7 separate regions of the Mus musculus genome follow, and all the other regions are linked to region 4. A link is a loop called in an ENCODE intact Hi-C map of the cell type or tissue named here. Cell type or tissue: gastrocnemius. All regions are shown on one strand. Region 1 has its middle 16 kb from the start of Casq2. Region 2 has its middle 13 kb from the start of A230001M10Rik. Region 3 has its middle 37 kb from the start of Gm40110. Region 4 holds the start of Gm40112 (a long non-coding RNA gene). Region 5 holds the start of Ngf (nerve growth factor). Region 6 has its middle 4.7 kb from the start of Casq2. Region 7 has its middle 47 kb from the start of A230001M10Rik.

What was found. Peaks named below come from ENCODE experiments on the same cell type or tissue, not always from the same donor. Only the 100,000 strongest peaks of a DNase experiment are listed, where the experiment ranks them.
Region 1: a loop joins it to region 4, with 2.8 times the contacts of the local background. A loop is called at or near these places in 17 of 42 quality-filtered maps.
Region 2: it touches region 4 in a loop (16-fold over the local background); 21 of 42 quality-filtered maps call a loop at or near these places.
Region 3: a loop joins it to region 4, with 11 times the contacts of the local background. A loop is called at or near these places in 23 of 42 quality-filtered maps.
Region 5: a loop joins it to region 4, with 4 times the contacts of the local background. A loop is called at or near these places in 15 of 42 quality-filtered maps.
Region 6: a loop joins it to region 4, with 3 times the contacts of the local background. A loop is called at or near these places in 17 of 42 quality-filtered maps.
Region 7: it touches region 4 in a loop (9-fold over the local background); 16 of 42 quality-filtered maps call a loop at or near these places.

What each region holds. Positions count from the first base shown.
Region 1 is chr3:102,068,894-102,072,893 of GRCm38, reverse strand. No RefSeq gene overlaps it. Among named protein-coding and RNA genes, the nearest start is that of Casq2, 16 kb to the left of the region's middle. In gastrocnemius, no CTCF peak of the experiment used is centred here; DNase peaks (open chromatin) are centred at 1,658 and 2,344.
Region 2 is chr3:102,247,306-102,251,305 of GRCm38, reverse strand. No RefSeq gene overlaps it. Among named protein-coding and RNA genes, the nearest start is that of A230001M10Rik, 13 kb to the left of the region's middle. In gastrocnemius, a CTCF peak has its summit at 1,747 (motif pointing left); a DNase peak (open chromatin) is centred at 1,752.
Region 3 is chr3:102,333,797-102,337,796 of GRCm38, reverse strand. No RefSeq gene overlaps it. Among named protein-coding and RNA genes, the nearest start is that of Gm40110, 37 kb to the left of the region's middle. In gastrocnemius, a CTCF peak has its summit at 2,424 (motif pointing left); a DNase peak (open chromatin) is centred at 2,431.
Region 4 is chr3:102,690,427-102,694,426 of GRCm38, reverse strand. It overlaps Gm40112 (a long non-coding RNA gene), which reads right to left and starts at 114. Exons shown (of 3, transcript XR_867534.3): 1 at 1-114. In gastrocnemius, a CTCF peak has its summit at 2,403 (motif pointing right); a DNase peak (open chromatin) is centred at 2,448.
Region 5 is chr3:102,467,863-102,471,862 of GRCm38, reverse strand. It overlaps Ngf (nerve growth factor), which reads right to left and starts at 1,944. Exons shown (of 3, transcript NM_001112698.2): 1 at 1,903-1,944. In gastrocnemius, no CTCF peak of the experiment used is centred here; DNase peaks (open chromatin) are centred at 1,505 and 2,021; H3K4me3 peaks cover 2,007 bases; H3K27ac peaks cover 1,954 bases.
Region 6 is chr3:102,079,755-102,083,754 of GRCm38, reverse strand. No RefSeq gene overlaps it. Among named protein-coding and RNA genes, the nearest start is that of Casq2, 4.7 kb to the left of the region's middle. In gastrocnemius, a CTCF peak has its summit at 1,703; a DNase peak (open chromatin) is centred at 1,705.
Region 7 is chr3:102,307,516-102,311,515 of GRCm38, reverse strand. No RefSeq gene overlaps it. Among named protein-coding and RNA genes, the nearest start is that of A230001M10Rik, 47 kb to the right of the region's middle. In gastrocnemius, a CTCF peak has its summit at 1,599; DNase peaks (open chromatin) are centred at 1,077 and 1,592.

The DNA of each region.
Region 1 (4,000 bases), 620 kb after region 4:
TTCAGTCTCAGTCAGTGTGACTACGATAACAGAGTACTATAAAAAATATGGTTTATAAGCAGCAGAAATTTATTTTTCATAGTTCCAAAAGCTTAGAGGTCCCAGATCAAGGTGCCAGCCGCTGAGGTCCTACATCATGCTTCATAGAAGATGGCTTCTAACTGCATGCACATGATAGAAAGGCCGAAGGAGCTTCCTGCAGCCTCTTTTATAAGAACAATAATCTAATTCATGAAGGCTACACGTAATTAATACCTTGATACCTTCAAGACCTAATTGATTCCTCAAAACCTTACCACTAACCCCACAGCACTGAGGGTCAGGAGTGTAGTAGCATACTGTCGTTCTGGCTGGTCAAAGTTATTTCAAGTAGTTTAGTTTAGGAGTGTTATTTGTTTGTTTGTATTTTGGGCTACTCTTAAGCAATGGGAAAAACTAGAGATATTTAAATAAGATTATGTGACAGCAAAACCTGGAGATAGCAGCTGTGAGTTGCTGTGTCTTGGTTACTTTTCTGTTGCTATGTTAAACACCAAGACCAAGGCACCTTACAGGAGGAAGGGCTTCTTTGGCTATGGTTCTAGCAGGATAAGAGTCCATCATGACAGAGCGGAGGCAGCAAGCAGCGGGCATGACGGCAGGAACAGGAAGCAAAGAGAGGTCACTTCTCAACCACAATGGTGAGCAGGAAGCAGAAGAAGTGAACAAGAAGAAAAAGACAGCATTCAAAGCCCATCAAAACTGATACACTTCCTACAGCAAGGCTGCCCCTCCTAAGCCTCACCAAACAGTGCCACCAACCTGTTCTAACATCTGAGCCTATGGGGGCATTGCTCACGCAAATCACTATGCTATGAATCTTCTCACCACCAACAACAACCTTGTCCCCTCTGCTCTACCTTCTCCTGTCTTAAACTCATAATATTGACTATCTGGTTGTTGAATAGCGATTGCATAATTTCTGGGCTCTTCACTCAATTAGCCGGGCGTGGTGGCACACGCCTTTAATCCCAGCACTTGGGAGGCAGAGGCAGGCAGATTTCTGAGTTTGAGGCCAGCCTGGTCTACAAAGTGAGTTCCAGGACAGCCAGGGCTATACAAAGAAACCCTGTCTCGAAAAACCAAAAAAAAAAAGAAAAAGAAAAAAAAAAAGAAACTGTAGTGATTTTCTTCCTAGAGACTACAGCAACATCTTCTCCAGTCATCTCTAAAAGCTCCAGCCCAGGCAATAGACTCATCCTGAATCCTTCAGATACGGGTGGGGTGAATCCTCCCAAAGCTTGAACTACTCATCATTGCTAAAAGATCATAGGAAAGTGTATCAGTTACTGGTCTCACTGCTACCTCGACATGCTTGACGGGAAACAACTCGCGGAGGAAAGGTGTGTATAGTCTCTCTCTCTGTCTGTCTGTCCGTCTGTCTGTCTCTGTCTGTCTCTCTGTTGCTGTCTCTGTCTCTGTCTGTCTGTCTGTCTGTCTGTCTGTCTCTGTCTGTCTCTCTGTTGCTGTCTCTGTCTCTGTCTGTCTGTCTGTCTGTCTGTCTCTCTGTTGCTGTCTCTGTCTGTCTGTCTGTCTCACTCTCTCTCTCTCTCTCTGTGTGTGTGATGTGTCAGCCAGAAGTTTTCTCCATAAGCTTGAGCAGATGGGGTTTCCCAGCTGGTGCGGTATTTTCGCTAACAGTGTGAGGGTGCCTTATGGCAGGGAAGAAGACATGGAGGCAGAAGCTTGGGCAACAGCTAACATGTCATCTTCAGTCAGGAACCAGAGAGAGAGATAGATGCTGGGCTCTCTACTCACTTTCTCCTCTTTATTGACTCCCTGAGATTCTCATAAGCCGCAGAGATTTGTTTTTCATAGTTCCAAAAGCTTAGAACTATGCTAAGCTCATAAGATAGCTACCCCCAACTTCAGGGTAGGCCTTTCCTCCTCAGTTAAACTTCCTTGGAAAGTCCTTTATAGACACATCTACCGCTATGTCTTCTGGTTGATTCTGAATCCCGTCATGCTCAGCAGTCTCAATGCTGGATTTGGTAAGCTTTACGCTAGTTGTAAACACTTCAGAAAAGTAGCGACACACAGATATGAACTGTCTCTTCACTCCTAAAACACAAAAGCCAACTTCATATGATGATGGTACTATTTCTTAACTCTAATGAGATATTTCGGAGACGTCATCCAGGGTGGTGCTGAGCCCTCTATATCCATGTATGAATGGGATGCCTGCGTGACAGATGCACAGTGAGGTGGCCACTGCCATCATCTACATTATGGACCAAGACTGTGAGGTGCAGAGACAGGATTTCTTTGTCCGACATCACGCACAGTAACAGATGGAGCTGGGACCTCAGCAGCTGGGACTCTGACTCAAGCATGTGTGATGAGCCACACCGTATGCCTCTGCTAAGTGTGTGGGGTGGGCACATATAAATAATGCCTTGTGGCTTCACAGACATAAACAAATTAGTGTACGTGTTAGCTATACATGTTATTACTACTACTACTATTATTAATTTGTTATTTTACTGGAGATATCTCTGCATTTCACACCAAGCTCCAGCCCTGGGAATCATTACAAATGTTACCACTTTTGGATTTAAAACCAGAAGGCTCCATCGGTGCCTCTCATTCAAGAACAATTTTGCCCGTGCTTCCCTTGGAGGCCTTTGGCAATGTCTGTAAACAGGGTTGATTGTCTTAACTCTGGAGGGAAGTTGGTGGAGGTGCTACTGGAGTGGGTCAATCTAGGGGGTGCCGTAAATGTTTTATAGGACACAGGAAGAAATCATCCAGTCCGAAAGTGTCACTGGAGACATCCCAGGCAAGACAGAAGCAGCTCACGGCCTGCCCACTGAGGTTCGCTCTCTGTGGACACTACTCTGGGTTCTGGTAAATACTTGAGTAGCAGGACTCTCACTGCTGCTCACAACACTGCCTGGATAAGCGGCACACTTCACTCTTGTGCAAGAACCTGCATCTCTACCCCAGTTGTGTAGTCAGTTGCTCTTTATAGCTCTGTCTTCTTGTCTGACAGACTGTGGGTTAAGTATAGACTGGGGAGAACACTGTCCTTAGTTGTTCCCAGAGAAGTATCTGGGGGTATGCCTACTCCATTCATCTTTCCTGAGTTATATTCTAACGTGGTCCTTGACTCCTATTTCTGCTTTCCCGTGCTAGCAAACCCTCAACACTGTCTCAGAGTTAGGGAAGACAACCAGGCTGATGGAGCGAAGGTGATCAAGCTTCTTGGAGAGGTTGTTCTGAGATTTAGTTTCCATCTACATAGGGACGTGTGGGCACATAATCCAGTGAGGCGTGAGGCAAGCCTTTCTGGTGTTCTGGGACATGGGACATGGCCTCTGACACCTGTGGGCTCTTAATATCCCCACTTCATCATCTCAGCAAGGTTCCAAGAATAGCCACTGTATCTTGCAATGTGTGGCCAGTGTTCACGGTATCCAGAAACATTCCTCAGCCCTCCTTCTGAGGGCAAAGGGACTGCTAATCTTCCCTCTGACTCACAACTAAAGCCAGCTTCCACAGCGGTGAGGTTGGAGAGATTGGAGAAGAGACAGTAGATCCCACATACCTCCTCCACCTGTTTGTGAATTCAGCAAATTCCTACCCAGCTAGCTAATCTTATTCTTACACAACCATTTCTAGATGGGAGTCTATAAACTCAGAAGTTAAATGATTTTCCTAAGGTGACAGAACTAAGCTGGGTGACCCGTGTCTACACATTGAAAATATCCCAGTCTTGGCTGAATTCATTTCAAGAAATGCATTGACCTTGTTACGCACGGCAATGTCTGTAAACACTGATGATCGTCTTAACTAAGAAGGGGGGTTGGCGGAGGTGCTATTGGAGTGGCTCAAATTAAGTGTCGACGTGGCGAGTAATGTGTCCTCACTAGCAAGGCAAAATGGACTTCTAAACACAACAAATAAAATACCTGGAAATAAAGGCAGATTGACATTGCTGGAGAACAGCAAAACACAAGAA
Region 2 (4,000 bases), 440 kb after region 4:
TCTTGAATCTCCAAAACTGTGAGATAGAGAAGCCTCTTTTTAAAACAAAGTACCCACCCCCTGGTATTTTGTTATGACAACAGAAAGCGTCCCAAGACTGACAGTAATTGTCTCTTCTCTGTTACTAACATCACCAGGAATCATTACCCATTGGTTTCCCTGATCTTGTCCACTCTCCTATCCTCCGATGCAACTCCACAGTCAACATGCTTAGGTGACCCTTGTCTCCCATGGGTTCATGCTCCCTGCGCTCCCCAGCTTGTGACACCCTGTCTTCTTCACTCCCTGTCCTTTCCATCAACCTGAGGAGTTCCAGACATCTTTTCTTCCAGGAATAATGTCAGCAGTACAGACATTAAGCCATAGAAGTGAGAGTTATTAATGCTGGGCTAAAAGGTAAGACTTGGATAGCAGTGCATTAAGACCTAAGGGCTGAGACTAGAGAAAGGACTCAGCAGGTAAGGATGCTGTTGCTCTTGTGTGGGACCTGAGCTCTGTTCTCAGCACCCACATGGCAGTTCCCAACTGGCTATAACTCCAGTTCCAGAGGATCTGACTCCCTCTTCTGGCTTCTTGGGGAACTGAACATACATATGTGCAAGAAAAGCACCCATGTACATAGAGTTTAAAAATTATCTATTTTGTAAAAATCCAATAGCAGAAAATACACACCAAAGGGCATGGGGATGACAGAGACAAAGATGGGTGAAAGTGAACACTGCAGAAATGACCTGAGTGTAAAACTCTGAGCCTGAGCCTGAGCCTGAGGGTGAAGGCGGAGAGTGCAGAGATGTGTGGTTCCTGCTTCTACAAGAAGCAAGGAAGAATGCATGGGCCTAGATACAGGGAACAATAGAAGCCCAGATGCTGGGGCCAGGATGATGGAGCCTAGATGCTAGAGCCCAGATGATGGAGTCTGGATGATGGCACTCGGATGCTGGGGCCCAGTGCAACACCAGCAATTATCCTAGGAAAGGAAGAAGGATGCTATATTGGTTGCTTTTTTGTTGCTGTGATAAAACATCATTACCAAGAGCAGCTTATAGAAGAAAGAGTTTATTTGGGCTTAGGGAGCCAGAGGGAGAGTCCATAATGGTGGGCCAGGCGTGTCAGCAGGTGGCTGCAGCAGGCAGCAGAGACATCCCATCTTAGCTGCAAACATGAAGCAGAGAGGGTGAATGGGAAGTAGGGCGAGGCTAAAAACTCTCAAAACAGCCTCCAGCAGGGCCTCCCTCCCCCATCCAGACCTCCCCAAACTGCACCACCAAGTGAGGCTATTGGGGGGAGGGACATAGCTCATTCAAACCACATAGAGGGGTTGCTTCTGGGGAAGAGGATACAGGGATACCTGGCTCTGCGGGGATGGAGCGTCAACATACTTGTACCTGGCTCTGATGGGGAGAAGTGAACACTGACCAGGAGGGACAGTGGTTTGGAAGGGTGCAGTCTCTCTGTGCTCTGCACAAGTCTGCCTCTGACTGAGTCTTCAGTGTTTCATAGGACTCCTCACCCGAACTGCGGGCTGGACTAAAGTGTGGTCCCAGGTGGTCACTCAGAAGAGAATAGTCCTCACCTGTCTGTGCCAATAACCTTAGCCTCTTCCGGGGAGGCCTTTCACTAGCAGACTGTTAGCAGAATGACTGTGCCTTGGGCTTAGCTGCGACTTTCTCTTCCCTAATAAGAGAAGCAAGCAGAAAAAAAGCTGAGTGGACAGCTAATTCTAGACTGGGTTTGTGGTGCCATCTGGTGTAGAAGACGTGCCACTGCTTGGCCTGATGGCTGTCACAGAACCGTCTGTGTGTGAAGATTGCTTGAAATGCTTGCTAGAAATGAGCTGAGCTTCGGATGGGGCATTTAACTGCCTGGTATGGAATCTAAGTGTGTGGTTCTTCAAACATACAAGTGCTAAAGATCAAGCCTAGGGCCTTGTGCGCACTAATCAAGTGCTGTTCCACTAAGCTACACAAAGCTCCAATGTGTTTTTCTAGAAAACATTTCAGGTCTCAGGAGCATATGGTGAGGACCACAAATGAAGGACTGACTCTCCTAAGTGAGCCGTTCTGAGACACAGCACAAAATTCACCTGATTTTGAGACACATGGTGACTCTTTCTACACCTTTATCTTTAGGGGGGAAAATCTCCTGAATTTGATCTGGAAATACATGTACAAGTTAACATAGCCACTTCTGAATTTTAATCTTAGTATCTCAGCCCTAATGTCTACATAAGCCTTGTACTACCTAGGGTTCTCCAAAATGAACCAAGACAATGTCATAGGCATAGGAATAGATTTGCTAGGAGGAGGCAATGGCTCAGGGTTCTCTCTCTCTCTCTCTCTCTCTCTCTCTCTCCCTCCCTCCCTCCCTCCCTCCCTCTCTCTCTTTCTTCTTCCCACCCCTCCCCCAGCCATGAACACAGATACAGACATGGACACCCAGACACAAAAGTAAAAAGGGGAAGGGGGTGGGGAGGGAGGTGGTCCAGTGGTCTATGTACAAACCCTACCACCTGAGGTTTGGAGGTAAAGAACCTGCACACAGTGGCACACATATGTGACCCCAGCACTCCTATGGCGAGGTGGGAGAATGGGGACAGGATAATGTCCCCAACGCTTGGAACTAGGCTGAGGGATTCGTTACAAGCAAGTTGAAGGGCAAGGAGCGACCTGTGGTTGTCCTCTGACTTCTACAATCATGCCATGGCACAATGTGTCCCCCAGTATTAAAATAACAAAGAAGTGGGCTGGATAGAATGAAGAGGGAGATTGGGGGAGCTAGAAGAGAATACTAAAGGCTAGTGGGGATTTGGGTGAGTGATAGAAGAAATATAAGACAGGTATGGTCATGTCACTGTACCCACTCTTATTTATGATTAATACATACTAATAAAAACATTAGAAAGGAGCCTGGCAGTGGTGGTGCATGCCTTCATTCCCAGCACCCAGGAGTCAAAGGAAAGTGGACCTCTGAGTCTGAGGCCAGCCTGGTCTACAGAGCAAATTCCTGGACAGACAAAGCTATACAGTGAAATCTTGTCTTGAAAAAAACCAAAATATTAGCAACTTTCACCATGAGTGTTAGTCCTCCCACAGAGCACCAGGCACTTGGAGCACTCATCTTAGTGCTCCCTCATCTTTGGTAGTCACTCCACTACTGTTATTTGCCTATGTTTCTAGCACTGAGATTGGGAGAGGGGTGGGCAGGGAGAGAGAGCGAGTGAGAGAACAAGAGAGAGAGAGAGAGAGAGAGAGAGAGAGAGAGCCCTGAGCTTGTTTGCAGAGTAAACTACATTGTGAGAAAATGTCTGAACAACTTTTACACTAGCAAGGTGAGGAAATACAGCAAGACAGTGCTTAACACAAGAAAGAAGATACGAGAAAACACCGTAGCAGTAATGGCAGTGTCTGTGAAAGCCTTTAAAGCTCTCATCATATGGCCAAGACTGTCGGACTAGTCTGGCTTGTTTGTTTGTTTGTTTGTTTGTTTGAATTCATGTAGGTGTCATTTCAAAGGCAGGTAAGCACTAAGGGAATACTGAACGAAAAACCTGGAAAAGAGTATTCCAGGCAAGCTTGGGGACCCAAGTTCGATTCTTAGAACCAACATAAATGTGGAAGGATAGAAGCAATTCCACAAAGTCAAGTTGCCCTGTGCCTTCCACACATGCACTGTGGCATGTACACAGCCCCCTGACCATCTCACACACACACACACACACACACACACACACACACAAATAATAACACTAAATTAAATTTTAAAACACTCCAGACAAATGTTCACCAGCAGGAAGTATGTAATGATATATTAAAATCATCAAAATAGACTTTAAGGCCCATGGAGTTATCTGAGCTAAAAAGGCTCCACATGAAAATAAAAGATTTTCTTTTTTCTGAAAAAACCAGCATTTCTAGGTTTTCATATTTCTAGCAAATCCTGTCTATGTAAAGCGAATTGACCAGCAGAGAAATATTCACCAGTCTTCACCATGGGCTTCATT
Region 3 (4,000 bases), 360 kb after region 4:
CAGCTGTCTGGAGTCACTGCCCATTCAGCCCTCTTTGCACTGTTCAGTCAGGCACTACAGGAGTAAGAAAATTATCCTCATTATCACTGAGGATAGCTTAGGAAATCCATTCTTTTGTGTGTGTGTGTGTGTGTGTGTGTGTGTGTGTGTGTGTGCGCACGCGTGCACACACGCGCAAACTCATATACACACACAAAACCACACACACACATACCAGGAAGCCTCACAACAGTCAACTTGTAACAGAAACTAGGATGCTCTACAGCGACTTGTCCAAACTTGAGTATAGGCCCAGCTCTATCTGGACTATGAGAGGATTTACTGTTACATAAAAGCTAGCCACTGCACCGGTCTCCTTGCCTCTCCCTGACTGCAGCTGCGCACCTTCCTTAGAAACCTTTCTTCTCTACACTTATTCTCTTTTTCTTACTATTCTCTTGCTCTCCCTCCCTCCCTCCCTTCTTCCCACCTCTCTCTCTCTCTCTCTCTCTCTCTCTCTCGCTCTTTCTCCCTCCCTCCCTCCCTTCCTCTCTATCAGTCAGTCAGTCAGTCAGTCTGTCTGTCTGTCTGTCTGCCTCTGTCTCCCCCCCCATTCTCTCGCTCTCTTTTCATCTCCCCATCTTCTCTATTGTCTTCCATTCTTATAGTTTCCTATCCCTGGCCATATCCAGTCTGCTTCTTTCTTTATGCTCTGGAATCTTCCAGATGCCTCTGTTTTTGTTTTTTGTTTTTTTTTCTCTTATATCCACAATAAAAACTTTACCCGTATCATGGACTGGTCATGTCAGCAGTTTCTATACTGAACCCCCTCACATACAGGTTCCATGGGATGGGGACAGAATTAAGTTGCTATAACGAGAGATAGGTTGTGAAGCCACTCTCCAGGACACTGCAAGTCACCTACAGTGCTGAGTAGTCATGTGAGCACATGGCATATGGCACACGGTATGACACGATGACGTCATTGTTATAGCAACTCAATTCTGTCCCCATCCCATGGTGTATGGCCTTCTTGCTGGTTACTTTCTCCCTGGCTAATTTCATTCATGCCTGTGGCTTTAGTTAACAATGTCCAAAGAAGATACACATCTTCACCCAGGTCTATAGTGCACCTCCTACTTGATAATCATCTATGGAATGCTGACTAATGGCTCGGTTTCTGCATCCAGGAACCTGGTATGGTTCCACCCTCTTCACTTAGTCACTTGGATTAGATTTATCACGTCCAATCCTGCCTTTTAATCCATGATAACAAATTGGGGTAGGGCAGAAACACAACTGTGTTATGTGTGCTGGTTATAAAAGAGAAGGGCTCAGCTTCGGGATGTTGGTGGGTGCAGAGAGAACCTCAGTGGAACAGAAGGTTTCACTGGGGCCTCCTGCTGTATTCTGAGGCTCCAGTCTCTTCAGTCTCCCTTCAGAAATCCACACTTTCAGAAGTGAGCTTGTATAGAGAAGGGGTAGCAGGGGGGTGCAGGGGTTTCTAACTCCTAATAGTCTAAGCCTTCACATCTGCAGTATCATCCAGCCTTCACATCCAGTATCAGGGCTATGCTCCTTTTCAGAGAAGTAAATTGACTTTCCCAATGTCTCACAGCCAAGAAATACATTGTATTTGTCAGCTCAGAAGCTATGACTTTTGCTTCTTGCCCTAAGAAGCTCATACTGATTATTGGAGGGGGGATGGGTGCTCAGTTACCCCCACTAGGAAAGCATCACGGCAGAGTAGGTAAGCACAGGTTTCCATGGTTGAATTGGTTGGGTTTGAGTTTTGCACAACAAGCAGAAGCTAGCCCGAGAAGCATAGACAAGTTGCTTAACTTCTCTAGGTCTCAGTTTACCATTACTACAACATAGATAGAAACACAGCCCACTTCCTATGGTTAGTGAAACAATGTGTGCAAACTATGGCATCATTTGGGAACTTCTAAGAACCCGGCTCCTGTGGGTGATCCAGAAAGGGCCATCACCAGTGTATGAGCAGGAAGAGAACCTGTTTTGAAACAGTCTAAGAAGGTTCAGTAGAGGTTTAGTGGAAAGACCTGCAGCTGAGAACAGGGCCTCTCTGTGCCCAGAAAGTCCATCCCAAAGTGAGTTTGAACTTGACCCTGGAATTGCATTTTAACTTAGAGATGGGTTCCTTGGGTTTGAATGTATGGACATTGGTTGGTATATAACTGCTAGTGCTTAATATGTTGTGAATTCCCTAGGTTTCTTTTCATCCCTCTACCTAAGGTGATGAGAAAATATCTAGGAAAGATGTCCAGGGTCCAAGATGGGGCCCAACATACGTTTTTCCAAGAATACAGAACACTGAGCCACTCTGAAGATATGGGCCCTCTTTCTGTCCAGTCCAAGCCAGAGTGGTGAGTGACCCCAGGTGTCCTGAAACCCCCACAGACTGCTGTGGGCATCTACTGCCACCTACAGGCTCCATATGGCACTGCCTCTCCTGTCCTACACTGTGTTTATCTGCTCAGAGGAAACACCCATTGTGCATTTCTGGTCTGTCTACTGACTGCTTGAGATCATTAAAGACAGTGATAGAGGCTGGTGAAGCATTCCAGTGTGTAAAGACACCTGCCACTAAGGCTGACCACCTGGGTTTGATTCCTGGGCTCACCGGGTGGAAAGCAAGAACCAAATGCCGCTAATTGTCTTCTGACCTCCACAGGTAAACAGTGGCCAGCTCCATTCACATGTTATACATACAAGCACATGAAATAAATAAATAAATAAATAAATAAATAAATAAATAAATAAATAAATAAGAAAGAAGTCATTTTTAAATACCTATGGCTTTTATATATTCATAATGGAGTAGATGTCCAATACATGGCTGCGGAATGAATGAATGAACGAATGAATGAATGAATGGAAAACTGCCTCAGAGTGGTGGGTCCCGAGGAGCTCTGACCTTCCCTTCAAGTGTTTCTATCTGCTGGGAGGAATGATCATACTGGGAGGCAGCGACCACTAGTGTCTCTCAGCTCCACCCTGAACATCAACACAATGGGCTCCTGGTGGACCACAGGGAAGAAGTCAACATTTCCCACAGTCCAAATTGCTGCTGCCACTATGATGGAGATGGGCCAGGATTAGCATTCTGTCTTCTTTCCATATGAAGGCACTTCTTAAGGGACATCCATCCTGACTTTCTGCCTGCCCTTGCTAGGGGAGGAACCATAGACATAAAGAGCGGCAGGAGAGGGAGCATGAGAGAGGCAGGGAAGGGTCCCTGAGCCACTGCTGTGGAGTGGACAGCACTCACCCTTCTCCACTCTGTCTTACCATCCTCCAATGCCCGAGCCATCAGTGTGGCTCCCCAGAACTCAAGACATACAGCCTGGGAGAGTTCTACAAGCCTTCTCGCTGTCTGAGACCACCCACAGGACGTCTGTGGCTCTGACACCTTCTTGTGTACAGAGGCTGCAAGGCACTGACAGACACCAGCTCCCTGAGGCTGTGCAGAGAGGGTCTTGGAACAAGACAACCGTGAAGAAGCTGAACTGCAGAACATTGGAAGCAGGTAACACTGTCGGGTCCCAGCCTCAAACTACCCCAGAAATATTAGGTCACAAGCAAAGGCATTTCTGGATTTCCCCTTATCCTTTACCAGCACTGCATACAATGCTGGGACCTGTGGAGCGAGATGCCTTTCACACTTGACAGAGCTCTCTCGTCACGGTCACCCCAAAATATGAACTGAGCATGCTCACTCTCCTGCATCAGCTCATATGTGGGAGGCAGAACCTATATGTTCATCAGTGTGTAGTGTATATTTTAGGTGAGGTGAGATGAGGTGGGGAGAGTGGTGGCGAGGGGCTAATCACTCCTCTTGGTAGCACTGAGGAATGCTGGGCAAAGCCCTCCGTGGGGCAAGTCATAACGCAGATTTCATGTTAGGCCAGTGATTCTCCAAGTTGGCTGCACATGCCACCAACAGAACTTTTAAAATCCTAGGCCACATCCCACCTGTTAAACCAGAACCTCTAGGAGT
Region 4 (4,000 bases):
GTGGATAACTGTCATGCTCCCAATACTTCCACTTGGCCTCAGCTTCAGAAGTGACTGCAGCGAGTGTCAGGCATCCAACCACTGATCTAACTTCTCAGTATACCCATCTACTGGGAGTGAGGGGCAAGGGCTGCACCTTCCTGCCATTTAACTGGACAGCCAGTGTGGGCCTTCACATCCTCCTTCAGCTCCAGAAGCCTCCAACATGACCCTAATAGGAGGAAGGAAGGGAGGTACTGAACCCTTTAGTCCCATTTCCCAGTGGAAAACTGAGGCACTTATAGAACCGAGGGGGGGGGGAACCCTGAGATTTGGCAAAGAGTGGCTGCCATCTTCTGTGTGTGTGTGCATGCTTGTGGGTGTGTGTGTGTGTATCTCTCTGTGTGTGTGTCTGTGTGTGTGTGTTCCTATTCCTTCCTCACTCCCCAAGAGGGACAGCCTAGAGATGACATGATTTAAAGAGGCCCCCCCCTTTTTTGAGGAGTATTAGGCACCTTTCATAGTGTTTCTTCTTCTTCTTCTTATTACGTATTTTCCTCAATTACATTTCCAATGCTATCCCAAAAGTCCCCCATACCCTCCCCCCCAACTTCCCTACCCATCCATTCCCATTTTTTTGGCCCTGGCATTCCCCTGTACTGGGGCATATAAAGTTTGTGTGTCCAATGGGCCTCTCTTTCCAGTGATGGCCAACTAGGCCATCTTTTGATACATATGCAGCTAGAGTCAAGAGCTCCGGGGTACTGGTTAGTTCATTAATCTGATGTGCTTATCTATAAATAGGAAATGCCAGTCATCTCTATCTTTCAGCCTTGTTGGGCGTCAGGGGAGGTCATTGAGGTTACTGGGATCTAAATGTCAGAATCTGTTCCTAAACTTCAGTGAACACAGAAGACATCAGTCAACAGTGCCCACTCGGTGGAGAGCACACATGAGGTACTGACCCAGACCCCTCACTGTTCCCATCAGTGGGAGGAGCCACATCCATTATCCTTCACACAAGCTGATCTACTGTGGGTCGGGGCTCTGTTACATTGAATTTCCTAGCCACGTTACTACAGTAGGGGAGGGAGCTAGCTGTGCGTGCCTACCGCATGCTGAGTTTGTTACATGACTCTTAATCTTCATGGTTCCAAGAGGATTGTTAACCGCTAAGGAGTTGCCTACCTGGCTCTCTTTCTCAGTTATTCTCAGCTCTCAGGGCATCTGCCTCCACTCTGAACAGAGAGCTTTGCCTCAGAGCCTGCCCGCAGCTGTTCTCTTTCTATGGTGGCTGCTCCCTTGGAAGGCCATTTCCCTTCCCATGCCATACACTGCTGCCAACCCTTAGATCAATTCCCCAGGCTGCAGACTAAACAGTCAATTACCAATTACCTCCCAGAATTTTCCTCTTAGCCACATCCAATTCCCCATATTCAAAATAGAACTTACCGTCTTCCTCATATACGTTCTCCCCATCCCTGGTTTAATGAGTAACACACCATCAAGCTCGCCCCCTCCCCACAAGCTGGAGCTGGGACTTGATTGAGAATTTCCCATTCCTGCCTCCTCGCCACACCCACTCTGTAAGCAAGTCCTGCTGACCTGCTCTCTACCACATCTCTTCCTCCATTCGGCTTCTTGTCCTGGTTCTAATTTAGACCCTCATTTTCTGTTGGCCTTCAGTCTTGTTTCCCTGAGGATCAACTTCTGTTCCCTTTCCATCAGAGTAATGCATTCGTGAATCTGTAAAATAGCTCGCTGCTTGTCTAGCTTCCTGTCATGTTTAAAGGAATGAGAAACCATAGGCTTATCCTCTCAGCCTTTTCTGGCTTTTCACCTTCTCTCTCCCCAGATGGGTCAGAGCATCTTTAGCCCCAGCTGTCTTGACTGACACACCTATAGTCCACTTGCCTGTCAACTAAACGTCTTCTCAGCTTGAGGGTCACATCTGTCGGGCAGATCCTCCTGATTCACCACCTCTGCACAGCCTCACAATAGACACACATACAGGCATACATGCACACACATGCACACGTACACGCACACATTCACATTTACACATGCACACTTACACTCACACACAAACACACACATACACACATGCATGCGCAAGTGCACACACACGCTTACTTACATTCACATATGTGCACACATGCATGCATGCACTCATACATACACATACAGGGACACACACACATGCATGCACCCCTCCCAGGAGTTGTCCAATCTCCTCACCTGGTTGAAACTCTCTTGGGAGTGATGGTCAAGTCTTAGTGATATGTTTCCCTGGCGTTCATCGTGGCGTTTAGCACACAAAGAGAATTCAACCCGTGCCTACTGAATAAGTGAGTGAAGAAGTTACAGAAAATGTAAACCCAGGCTAAACCCAGAGCAGAGGGGAGCCAAACTCTGGGTCCTTCCACTAGAGGGCACTCTCGCCGTGCTCTTCCTAGGCTCCTCAACCAGCTGTGAGAGAGGCTGGCAGAGGCACTCAGGATCTGGCAGCCTGGCTTCTTGCTGGTCTCCTGTCAGTCTCTTCAGATGCATCCTTTTTTCTCTATGTACTCTTCTCTCACGCCATGCTTGACACACATAATGTTTGGCTACAGCAAATACAGACCCTTTCTCACTTCTTAGTTCTGACCAGAAATGGTTTAAATCATCAGTGAATATTAATTATTGACAAGCTTTGAGGGTTCCAGCCTTCCTGCTGCTTTAATGTTTCTGAGCAACATGAGGCATTACTTTGCTATGTTAGTGGACATATGCTTTTGGTAGGAGGGTTGGGGTTGCCTGAGAGACCCTCAAATTGAACATGTTCCCAGGGTTGCCAGGCAATGCTTAGCCTTGACCAGGGCACATATCCATCAGTGCACATCTCGCGGCACACGCCTAGATGTGAAATAAGTGTCACTTGTAGTCTTCAGCCTCATTCGTAACGGCCCCTCTTCATGGTCCATGGGCCCAGCTGGGAAACTACACTTACATTCTTGCGTTCAGTACTGTGTGCTTCTCTTTAGAGACATTGGGGATTATGCAAAGGGCCATTCTCAGAATGATCCAGGTGGTGGGAGTGGGCAACTGGGACATCAGTGTCAGCAAAGGGGCTGCAGAGGAAAGATGCTGTGTTGGGGGCTTTGTCTCTCTTCACCTCATGACGCGGGGTTAAAGTTTATGATTTAATTCCAAGGGCATTCCTAGAACTTGTTTGTAGGGCAGAGACAGGGAAGTGGGAGACTAAAGGAAGTTTAAAAGCCATGAACTAAGTAAGATTAGTGTTTTTGTTGTTTGTTTTTCCTTTTTGTTTTAAATCAGGAGGCTGGTGGGGTGGGTATTGTGGAGAGGGGTCCAGCCTGCTAGGCTGGAAACAGCCAAAGAGAGAGTTTTAGGAGGAGGCTCTACCTTGGTCAAAGGGAAACATGGGAAAAGAAGATTATAAAAATACCTATGGTTTATTATTTGATTGCTTTTTAATAATCTTAAAAAAATCCCAGAACATTTTGATTGTCTCCCATTCTTGGTTGTTAGAGTCTTGTTTAAGTGAGACTTTATTGAGTCAGGAGCACAGGGAACTCTGGGATTGTATGGGTTAAGTGAGGAACATGGTGTAACAACTATCCAGTTGTTCAAGGGTGCCTGGTCACCCTTGAACAATCCCCACTGTCTCCAAAAAGATATTCAGAATGAAACATGAGAATTTAAGTGTAGTTTCCCAGCAGGAAGCCCCATGGAGCACTGTGAAGGGTAGCTGTTATGAATGAGGCTAAATGTTCACATAGTATTCTTTAAAAAATAACAGTGAAGCCCATTTCACAAGGGCAGGATGCCTCCTTTATGACGTGAAAGCCACTGAGTTTGACTGAGCATCTCTGGAGGAGATCCTGTGGCTTCTACAATCCCTTTCGATCCTGAAGTCTGTGGCTTCCTTAAAACGGCAGGTTACCAGGCCAGCGGGGTGTTTTACCTGCTGCATCCGGAGACCAACGTTAGTGTGTGCCAAGGAGGGGTGCACAAGGAG
Region 5 (4,000 bases), 220 kb after region 4:
CTAAAGATTAAAAGGAAAGAACTGAGAGCCACCAGCATGAGGATGACTGTCCTGAACAAACTCAGCTCTGCAAACTTTTTGATATGCAGGTGGCTATCCAGGCATGACAGTGAGTTTGGCTGACTATTAAACCTTCTGAGTCACTGTGATAGTCTGTCAAATCATGTGTCCCACACCACAGAGACCCTGACCTCTGACACCTGGGACCCTTAACATTTTCTTGGGATGAGGGAAAGTGCAGAGATGTGTCATTAACCCCATCCTCTTTCAAGGACCCAGCACAAGGGACAGTCAAGTCTTCTGCATGTCATTACCAGCCATGCTGGCCTCATCCCCCAGACCACATTCTCCTCCAGCTGCGTGTCCCCTGTGAACCTCTGGGAATACCATCTATGATGAGTTAGTAATTCAGGTTGCCAGGCTGACACATGGCTTACTCAGCAGACGAAAACCGAATGTGGCCCGTGACTCTGGAGAGAGGGGAAGTTTCATTTGGTAGAGAACTGTTACACTGGCCAAGCAGGGTGGTAAGGGCGACTGCACTGCCCTCTGAACTGCTGGGAGAGGGGCAGGCAGCCCTTTTCATCAGTTATAACTGAGTTTCAGGAGTTCGAGACCCTGAGGAGACGTTATGGATGGGACCTCTGTGGCTAGTTCTGAGTTTGCAAAGTTCAGCTGGCCATGCCTATGGGGAGAGTAGACTGGTACTGCCAGAGAGGACTCTGGGAGGATGGGGGCAATACATCAAATGGCTTTTCTCCAGGGTTTCCATTGGCCTCCCATGATAGATGGGGGCAGAGGCACCCAGGAGAGCAGTATTTTTGGTCTGCAGCTGGGAACGTGCACTGAGTTTTCCTTAATACCCACAGCACCCAAAAGACTTCGTAGTAATACACTTTAACGCACGAAAGACCCATAAATTATCCTTCAAACTGCACAATTTCCAGTCTGGAACAACTTGGAAAAACCAGCCTAACAAGCAGGCTCTTCTTGACTCTCTGAAGTAAACCTGATGAGAAAGGTCAAGCCAAAAATCACCTTCCTTATGAATCTCAGAAAGTTTTAGGAAAGCAAGAGCATTGTAATCAAACGGTGCTAAAGACGCCTTATGTTTACATTGGATTCAAGTTTCAACACCCTGACCCCAGAATCCTCTCTCCCTCCCCTGCAGCTTCTCTGCCTGAACCCAAGAGCGACCGCTGCCCTTCCCAATCCCGGGTGCCAGCCTCTGCCACACCTGGCAGCAGACAGCTGAATGTACTGGGTGACCCAAGCAGTAAGGCTATGCCTTGGGATGCCCAGCAGGCCCCACCGAGGACCCTGGTGCTCGGCACTTGGAACCCAAGCTTCCAGAATCAACCCTTGGTACCCACAATATTACACTCTGAACCCTGCTACAAACACCGAGTCTAGATCACCCTGGCTGACAGTCCTCTTACCTAGGAGCAGAGAGGCGCTCTTGGGTCTGTGAGCACTGCCCAGTCGGCGTGCTGTGCACTCGCCCTCTACCGCGCGCGGGCTACTGTTCCGCCACCCCAGCGCGCTCGCAGCGCGCGCATCCCTCACTCCAGGCTCTCTTGAGCGCTGTCCCCTTCTAGCCTGAGAGCTCAGGCTGGGCAATGCAGCTTCTGCAGGCGCCAGTGTTGACTTTGGTACTTCTGGTCATCCAGGAACAGGGAATTTCACGACCAGGGAGACCCTCACTCCCTTCGCTTCCCTTGCGTGCCCACGATCTCGTGTTCCTACATCTACTCGGGACAGTTCTTTCAAGGGTGCGCTTCAGCCCACAAAGATCTAGCTAGACAGGGATCCAAGCACACCGTCCCAGGGAGCCCGGCAACCCCAGTCCGCCGCACCGCGTTGCACCCGTATCGGGGCTCGGCTCAGAGAAGCCTGACTCACCGATGCGCTCCCCTCCGGCTCCAGGCGCTCTCTGCCGTGCTGGAGCACAGAGCTTCTTTAACAGGCTTCCTGACTGTATTTAGCCCCTCCTCCAGGCTCGTCACACCCTCTCCAAATCCTGCCCCCCACTCACCCGACCCCTCCCTCTCTGGCCAACTCCAATCCCAGCCCGCACCTGCTGTGACTAGACCCAGGGGTCCGGGTTGTAAGGGTCCTGGGGACAAGGGATGGATAGCTCCCGAGTTGATGGGACATAGCCAGGAAAAGCCAGTCAGGGAAGAATTCAAAACCCCTGGTTTAGATGAAAATGCATGGTGGGGGGAGGTCACAGATGCAGAGAGAGATTTTCTAGGGCACCAGGCAAGGTAGCTGGCTCCAAACACCAATGGGCAGACAGGCTGAGCAGGGCTGAGTTGATTGGCTGAGTTGGAGTCCCTTTACCTCTTCCCCTGGCTCACTGCCTTGCTAGCCTCCTGGGGTGACTTAGTCTTCTTTGGTGGCCAGGATATCAGGTGTTGCTATCTCTGCAAATCTGAGAGCTGAAGGAACACTGAGAACACCCACAACACCGGAAACTCCTGGATTGGCCAGTGCCAGGGGTTGCTCTGAAACCAGGCAGAAGCAGAATTAACTAGAATGTCAAGACAGAGGTATATCTGCCTGAGGTCAAAGGAAGAGGACCTTAGGTGTTCAGATTACCCCAACTCCCACTCCCACTGCCAGCCTTAGCACTGGCATTGCAGGGGCCTCCCAGGAGAGCTGGTCCCTTGGAAACTGTAGATGGAACTGTGTCTGTATGTGCTCCCTGCGTGTTTCTAGATCTGGGGTCCTAGGGCTTCTGTCGGTTTTTAGGAGTCAGTAAACACAGACCCAGGAGAAAGCCAGGCCTTCTGCACCACCCCAGGGCTCACCTCAATTCTCTCTCACCTCTTTTGTCTACTTACTTATGGTGGGGGGTCCTCAGTTGGCCCTCCAGAATGTCTTGGATCTGATAGATTCAGGAGCTGATGGGGTCTTCCCCGTTTGACCTCCCCTTCCTCTATGGTGTTTACACCTCAGCTTCAAGGGAGAAATATGCCCTAAGTCAGCTTTTTCACCAAATGTGCACTAACAATTGTAATAAAATTCTATGGATTTTGGAAATGAACACACACACACACACACTTGTGTGAAATGACTTACTTCCTTCGGAAAGACATGTTCTATGCCCCACCCCCACCTTCATGAATGCCACAGGAAGGAATGGATGCAGGAAAGTGAGTGACAGAGGGAAGGTAAGGTACGAAGGTGACACCTTAGTCTAGGCAAGAATCATGCTCCATGAAGTTGGGATGGAGTGAGGCCCAGGTGGTCCTTTTTCCCCATTGAAGGTCACGTGGGAAGGAGAGGACCTATTGATGTATTTCCAGTCCTCTGAATTTCAACTTCCCTTTGACTTTGACTTTGTCCCCACACCTACCATCATGCCATTTCAGGTACTCTGGGGAGGATGAAGGAAGAAGAGAGTGAACTTTTTTTTTCCTTGTTAATGCTCTGTGAGGTCCAGGCTGGTGGATGAACACACATTAGGAGTAAAGGTGAGAGACCAGGCAACACCAGAATAGCAGAAAACAGAGCTGACATCATGGCCATGATGCTCTGTGAGGAAACTTATCACTGTTAATGAAAAACTAACAATTACCAGATAATAGGATACATTTCTCCATTAATCATTTCACATATAACACTGTATTTTTTTTAAAGCACAAGCTCAAATAATAACTACCTGTGCATTCAGGGGTGGAACTACAAATGACACAAGCTGAGCTTTTGTTTGTGTCCTTGTGGTGTCACCTTGAAGGACAGAAGGATTTCAATCACTTGTGTTTTTTCCAAAAGAAGAAATTTTAAAAAGCAAAGTGAGTAAGATCTAAGCCCAGCTGTCCTGCCCCCAAATTGTTGTTCATATTTACACGTCTTGATAAAAGTTCATTGCTAGCTCTAACTAGATCTGTTTCTGTCCCTGAATTTGAAGGATCTTAACCAAGTATGAATATATAAACAGCAATCATCATTTACCGAGTTTACTCTGCTGTGTACTGGGAGATGGCTGCCACCT
Region 6 (4,000 bases), 610 kb after region 4:
TGAACCCGTGTCCACCCTGTAGGGAGCAGCACATTTTTCTGGCTGACACTACACGGTAGCGGCCTTCCCTCCGTGTTTTCCTGGTGTCTCTTCTTGTTCCATTCACCAGCCTTACGGGGTTTATAAACATGGATGTTGCAGCCACGTCTAGAGCAACCTTCATGCCTCACATCAGCTTTCAGTCCCCATCAACGCTGCCCAAACTGGTATGTAGCACACTATAGGTCTGTGTAAGTCTGCTGAAGCCTGTGAGGTTGGTTATGTGTGCAAGGAATGACAGGCGCTTTCAGTTTTGTTGCCTTTGATTTTGAGCAAGAAAGAATAGATAAATAAACAAGCAAATACAGAGAGAATGTTCGCCGTCACACTGTAATACAAGCCTGTGGCTCTCTAACAGCCTCTATTTCTTACCTCTGTGAATGGGACACCTAGAGTCCCCCAACCTCATCCCTTCCCACTTGTTCTGTCTTGAAAGGTGGCTAGATGATTCCAGGAACATGATTCTGGTTGATCTTCCCTATAATCCACCTCACGGGTAAACTGGGACTCAAAGCCAGGGTGTTTTCTTTACTGGTCAATTACACAGATTTTTCTGAAACATCTTCTATCGGCCTCCTTTTGGGTATAGGGAATAGACACACTGTAGACCTGGATTCATGAATTTATATCTTGATGAGGAGAGCACTCACATCATACACTATGTCACAAGGAAATATGCCCCCAAGAACAGTCAAGAAAGACAGAAGAATCATGATGGCCATGGGCTAGTTGATGCAAGAAAGAAGTTGAGGGAGGAGAGGCAGGGGGATCATCGCAGCTTCAAGAGCAACCTGGTCTATATGATGAACTCTATGCCATTGATCGAGACGTGAGACCTGTTCTCAAAAGAAGAAGGAGGAGGAGAAGAGGAAGAAGAAGAGGCCTATGGTCACTTGTCCTCAACAGGCCAATTAAGGAGACAATAGTGAAAAGCGGAGAAAGGAGATTTACTCTATATGGCCACACCAGAAGAGAAGCTAGTAAGTGGGTCCAGGCACTGTCTCGTGCATCCCTGGGGCTCTGGCCTGAGATGTAGGTTTAAAGGGAGGCCAAGAGCTGTGTGTGACTAAGCAGTCCTAGTCAAGGTAGAGAGGTCCCGGCTGACACTGAACCACCATGGTCTGTCTCCAGTCTCAGAATGGTGTGAACTCCTGAGAGATAAGTCTCCCCTCAGACAACCTTAACCTTGTCCCTCCAACCCCCAGCACTCGATTGCCGTGGAAATTCCAGTTTCTTGGTAGCCAAACGATGGAAGGGACATGGGTGTCTCCCTAGACTTCCTTCCTGCAAGGACAGTTACATACTGAGAACAGACATTTGTCCTGTACACACACACATTCTCATCTACTTTTAAAGGTCATACCTACATGCAAAGGCGAAGGTCCCCTCTCTTTTTACTCGTCCTTAGCACTCAGATTTCCATGTGACAAACAGAGTCAGATTTGAGCCCTTTCCTGGTTTTCAAATTTTCTCCTTGGTTCTGAGTTCCACCAGGATGACAGGCCTGGGGCCTCTCCTGGGCTGGACTGGGCTTTAGGAAGAGAGGCCTGCATTCCCTTCAGAGGAGGTTCTTTGAGGGGGCCAGACTCAGGACAGGCCCAAGCCTGCCTCTCTCCTACACTGACTGCCTCCACAGCACTCTTCTTTGACTAAAATACTCCACCCAGTGGACAAGCCGAATATGGCATCTTTCTCTGTGTAAGCCTTTGAACCCCCTGTCCTGCCCTGGCTTTGCTGTGGTAGCTGCTGTCCTAGGGGAGAGCTGCAGATCCCCACACAGCATGGCTTACCCAGCACAGGTGTGGTAGCTGCCCGGAGGCTATGTTTCCTCAGAGCGCTGAATGTCAGGTGCCCCTTAGCAGCCTTTCGACCTCCCCAGCATCTGGAAACTTCCGAATGGAATCAAATACAGAGAGAGCCACGTTAGTCTGACAACAAGCCCTAAGGCTCCACTAGCATGATCCCAATGCAGCTTTTAACAAATGTTACTTCCTTGGGGAGGGTGTTGGTCTAGACTGGGCCTCCCATTCGCTTCCTGATACGCGGCACTTCTCCTTGGAAACATCCCTCCCACCGGGGTTCCTAGCCTCTTAGATAGGCCTGAGGTTACTGGATCAGGGAACCATCTGTTACCAGCATTCATGAGCATGGTTCCAGAGCAGAGCTCGGTAACAATATATTAAGTAGCATTGTGGAGTTACTTTGTGCCTGGCCTGTTCAAAAGCACTGCAAATGTATTCCTTTTAGCATCTCTATGAAGCTGGTCATTTTACTCCTCCCAGTTAACAGATGGGCAAGCTGAGGGACAGAGAGATTTAGTATATTTTTGAGGCCGTGTAGCTAGTACTGGCAGAGCCCAGATTTGAACCCAGCTGAGGAACTCTTATCCCTGTCCTCCACCATCTTTCTCTGAGGTCTTGTGTCCCTCACACAAGCCTAGAATTGCTACAAAGCTACAACTGGCTGCCCACATGGAGATTGATCCATGACTCTGGCTTTTTATACTCAACCAAATAAACTCTCTTCGTTGAGAGTTCAGGAAGGAGGAAGACGCTGTTACACTTAGAGTTATGGCTCTGATGAAACATCAAGACCAAAAGCAGTTTAGAGAGGAAAGTGTTTATATCAGTTATTCTTCCTTAGTGTAGTTCATCACTGATGTCAGTCAGGGCAGAAACTCAAACAGGACAGGAACCGAGAGGGGGAGCTGATGCAGAGGCCATGGAGGGGTGCTGCTTACTTGCTTGCTCCTCACGGCTTGCTCAGCCAGGCTTCTTATAGAACCCTGGACTAACAGGCCAGAAATGGCACCACCCACAATAGGTTGCAGGTCGGATGGGGGATCCCACATAAGGAACTAAGAAAATGCCCTAAATATTTGCTTACAGCCTGATATTCTGTAGGCATTTTCTCAACTGAGGTTCCCTCTTCTCAGATGAGTATAGCTTCTGCCAAGTTGATATAAACCAATCCAGCCACGAGGATAATGCTTTCAGTGCTTGCTGTGGGGCAGCCACTGGGCTCATTACATTTCTACACTGTTTTATTTCAAATACATTGAACTGAGTATCAAGTCTTCCATTTCACAGGTGAAGAAACTGAGGCTGAGTAAGTTCAGTTAATCACCTGTTGCCATGCAGCTGTGAGGCTCAGACACTAGGAGCAGGCTCTACTGTCTCTATCTGGCTTGTGATGGCTTCTGAATGGTCTGCATAAGGAGAGCAGCCTGCCTGGTCTCCTAAAGAGGGAGTAGTTCAAACAACATAGAATTTACAAGGCAGGAGAAAAAGAGAAAACAGGGGCTTTAATAGGAAAAATAAGAAGCAAAGCAAAGGAGGAAGGAGAGCGGAAGGAGGGACAGAGAGAGGGAGGTCAGAAGAACAGAAGGAACAAACTTAGTTCTTAAGAAGCTGTAGACAAGCCGGGCGTGGTGGCTCACGCCTTTAATCCCAGCACTCGGGAGGCAGAGGCAGGCAGGCGGATTTCTGAGTTCGAGGCCAGCCTGGTCTACAGAGTGAGTTCCAGGATAGCCAGGGCTATACAGAGAAACCCTATCTCAAAAAAAAAAAAAAAAAAAAAAAAAAAAAGAAGAAGAAGAAGAAGCTGTAGACAAGGAGTGGAAAGATTAGTGTTAGTTTGTCATGGAGTCAGAGGGGCAGCAGAGAGGACAAAACGGTGTCAGAGGTGATGTGGACATGTCCAGATCTAGGGAGTTCAGTGGGGCTCCCTCCCACGAGACACCAAGGTTTCAGTACTCAGACCCGAGAACTGTTTCTTCCAGGGCCAAAGAGACTTTGCAGGTATGGTCCAGTTAGTGTTGAGATAAGGAGATCAAACCCAGCCTGGAGATCCCTGGTGGCCCATGTCCCCAGGAGGGGTTTTTATGACAGAGAGATGTGAGGGACAGGGCCAGAGTTGGGATGGTGAAGGACCACAGGACTGAGACCTCTCTAAGGCTCTT
Region 7 (4,000 bases), 380 kb after region 4:
CTTAAAGGTAAGGAAGCATAATTATATATCATCTCGATCTCGTTTTTCTCCTTAATTCTTTCTTTATTACTTCTGCAACTTGCCAGGTGCTTAACATAGAGGCAGACACACAAGACTTCTAAAAGGCACTTGCCTATCAACACTGCTATCAAACTTGCAGTTGGCTTGCCTCTATCCCATATCTACTCAACTCCAGAAAACTCACTCAGCCACTTAGTAACTGTCTAAAGAAGTGCTTGGTGCAGGTTATAACCTGAATTGATAATTAACCAATCAATCTTTTTTTTTTTTTAAAGCACAGTGAAAAATCACTATGCTTGCTGCCAGTAAGCATGGGGAAAAATAATACACCTTTGAATCCTGTTTTCTTTCCCTGCAAGTTTGATAGCAGTGTTGATAGGCAAGTGCCTTTTAGAAGTCTTGTGTGTCTGCCTCTATGTTAAGCACCTGGCAAAATATGAATGCAGAGAGAGAAAACCTGTAGCCATGTAGAGGAGAAATAGACAAAGCAGAGGCCAGAGGTCCCAGGGCCAGACACATAGCCCAGTGGGACCCCCAGGGCAGATTTTTTCCTTTCTCTTTTCTCTCCCTTCTTTTCCTCTGCTTCTGTTTCCTCTTCCTTTCTGCTTTTCACCACCCCCAATGTGGAATACATTCGTCAATGCTCTCTACAGCTATGTTTTCTTTTTAAAGATTACTGTTACACCCTAATAACATTGACTAATATATATTTTTTAATTCGGAATTTGTACAATTTCGGTGCCAATTAATAATTATATAAAAATTCCATTTACTTCTTGGGTCATTGGCCTGTAACGTCCACAGGTCTTGACAGGTTTAAATTGAACTGGAAAAGAAACCTTCCTTGTTTTAGGATGCCTCACAGCTGCGATGATTTAGAGAGTTCCCGCTCTTCTTCCCTTTTGCCCCTCCCCCTCTCTGGTTACTCACACTCAGCTGTGTCACCCTAGTGACCAATGAGCAAGGAATCTGCCATAGGTTCCTTGGGGAAGGAATGACTCACAGTAATCCACCTCCCTCCTGACAAGCCACCTGTGACTCCCTCTGCCAAGGGCTGGGGCAGGGCTCTGTACACAATGTGGTCCCCGCTCCATCAAGGCTGCTTGATTGATAGAGAGCCAGGTGGCCGCCAGGCTGGCCCCATGTAAGCCCGCAGGAAAGATACACCAGCGAGGTTCAGAGTCCCAGAGGTGGCCTTCGGGAGTCCAGCATGAGCTAACCCCGTAGGCTCGTAAATTGTCCCCAGATCTGAATTTAAACCTTCTCCGGGCAGAGAAACTTTGAGCTTCTCACTCCGAGTTTCGGGCACGTTATTTTCATCTACGGATAAAAGATAATAAAAGGTAACACTGCCCATTTAATGGATTTCTTGAGAGCATCCAGGACGCAGTATCCAGAAAGTTCCTAGAGGATGGGATAAGAGTAAGGAGAATGGAGGCAGACAGGGACCAACTCCTGGGTTCATCTAGAGTAGTATGGGAGAGCAGAGTCCAGCCAGCCCTCGTATCAAAGAGAAATATCTTGCTTCCAACAATGGTTGTTTCCTGCTCTTGCTGACTACACAGCACCACCTAGGGGCGGAGCACGCTTGGAGCCGACCAAGGTCCCGCAAGGAACGTTAACCCCACAGAAAGCCTTTGCCTCTTTTGGACTTCCCAGTCTCCACGGCTCCTCTTGCCTCTGCTCTCTCTTCCCTGGCCCATGTCCTTTCCCACCCAATCCTCGTTTCTTCTCATCCTCTTTCCCTAATGCACTGTTTTTCACACAGGGGTCCTCAGGGCTTTGAACTGAATGTAAATCTGTGGGAAGTCAGATAACATCCATTCTCAAACAGCCCTAACCCTCTTCTTACACTCCCTGCGATTGACTTCTTTTAGATGGCACCAAGGATTGCCATGGTTACATTGTCCTTGGGCTGGGACAGGGACCTCTAGTGCTGTGGACAGTAGGGCCTGGGGATTTCCACTTCGGTCAGCGAGAGTGCAATGAGATGGGTCACTCTCAGGTCATATCTCTATCCCAGGAGCCTATTTTTCCTAGTGGGAATCCTTACTCTCTGACTAAACTTAGATGGAAGAACAGAGTTGGAGAGTTGGCTCTGTGGTTGATAGAGTTAGTTATTTTTACAGATGACCTGGGGCTCTGTTTCTCAGCTCCTACATGGCAGCTCACAGCTGTGTGTAACTCCATGGTATCCAATACCCTCTTCTGACATCAATAAGTGCAGTATATACCTATGGTACACATACACACATTCAGGCAGTGCACTTATTGCAAACAATAATTTTAAAATTTTTATATAGAGATGTATATGCATGCATATATGTATACATATACATACACATATATACACATATGTACACATATATGCATACATATATACATATACATGAACACAAAAAAATAGAAGAGTGAAGGGTTATTTTGGCTAAGTCTACATTTTATGAGACTTTCCAATTTCAACCATTATTCTAGAAACTGTGACATATATACAGGGCTGAAGTATTTGTTTTAAAACACATTTATGGGCTTGAGAGATAGCTCAGAGGCTAAGAGTATTGTCTCCTCTTCCAGAGGTCCTGAGTTCAATTGCCAACAATCACATGGTGGCTCACAACTATCTGTAATAGGATCTGATACCCTCTTCTGGTGTGTCTGAAGGCAGCTACAGCGTACTCACATACATAAAGTAAATAATTAAAAAGAAAAAAGACATTTACAGAGAGATGTTGGATTCAGTTCAGCATTCTCTCCACACCTCCTTAAGTCTCTCTCATTCTTCTCAAGAGGTAAGATTTGCTTTCAAATCCCAACAAGTTGTCCTTGAACTGAGATCAAGTTTGTTCAATATAAAGTGTTTCAAAACCGCAACATGAGCACTGCAACGTGATAATAAGTATTCCTGAGTGTTATCAGAATACATCACTTCAATAGTCTATGTGTTCCTAAATTTCCCAGAAAACTATTGAATGCCAATGGAGGTGGTCGAGAGCATAAGTATCGAGTTACTGCATTCCTCTTTACTCATGGTTTGCCAGACCTGATGTTATTTGGTGTACACATTTGCTCTGATTACCGCACACAAAATTCAAAGTCAGTTTGGATTTTAGAAGTCATCTAGTTTACATCAAAGAGTCTCAGAAAATTTAAATTTAAAATTAAAATTTAAAATTTAAATTCCAAATTCCAACCATTTCAGAAGCATCATTTATAGACACAGAGAGAGAGAGAAAGAGAGAGAGACAGACAGACAGACAGACAGAGACAGAGATTTTACACAATTTCCTGTGTCTATTGAAGGATAGGTAGAGAGTCATGTGTGTATTTCTTCTCCATTTTCCCTTGCTGAAAATCATGTATTTTCTTCTCTACAAATGCCATGATTTTCTTTTTCTTTTTTTAAAAATTTATTCACTTTACAACCCACTCACTGCTCCCTCTTCCTGGTCACCCCCTTTTGCTATTCTCCCCTGTATACCTCCTCCTCTTCTCCTCTGAGAGGATGGGCACCCCACTAGGTATCTCCTTACCCTGATACATCAAGTCTCTTCCAGGCTAGATGAACCCTCCCCACTGAGGCCAGATAAGGCAGCCCATGACAGGCAACAGCTCTGGGGATAGCAATCCCCCTCCAGTTGTTCCAGACCCACATGAAGGCTAAGCTGCACATCTGCTACATGTGAACAGTGAGGCCTAGGCCCAGCCTGTGTATGTTCTTTGGTTGGTGGTTTAATCTCTGAGAGCCCAAGGGTCCAGGTTAGTTGAGTCTGTTGGTCTTCCTGTGAAATTCCAATCCCCTTCGGGGCCCTCAATCTTTCCCCCAGCTCTTCCATAAGAGTCTCCGAGCTCCATCTACTGTTTGGCTGTGGTGTCTGTATTTGTCTGAGTCAGCTACTGGATGGATAGCCATACTAGATCCCTGTAGGCAAGCATAACAGAGTATCATTAGTAGAGACAGGAATTGGTGCTTGCCCATTTG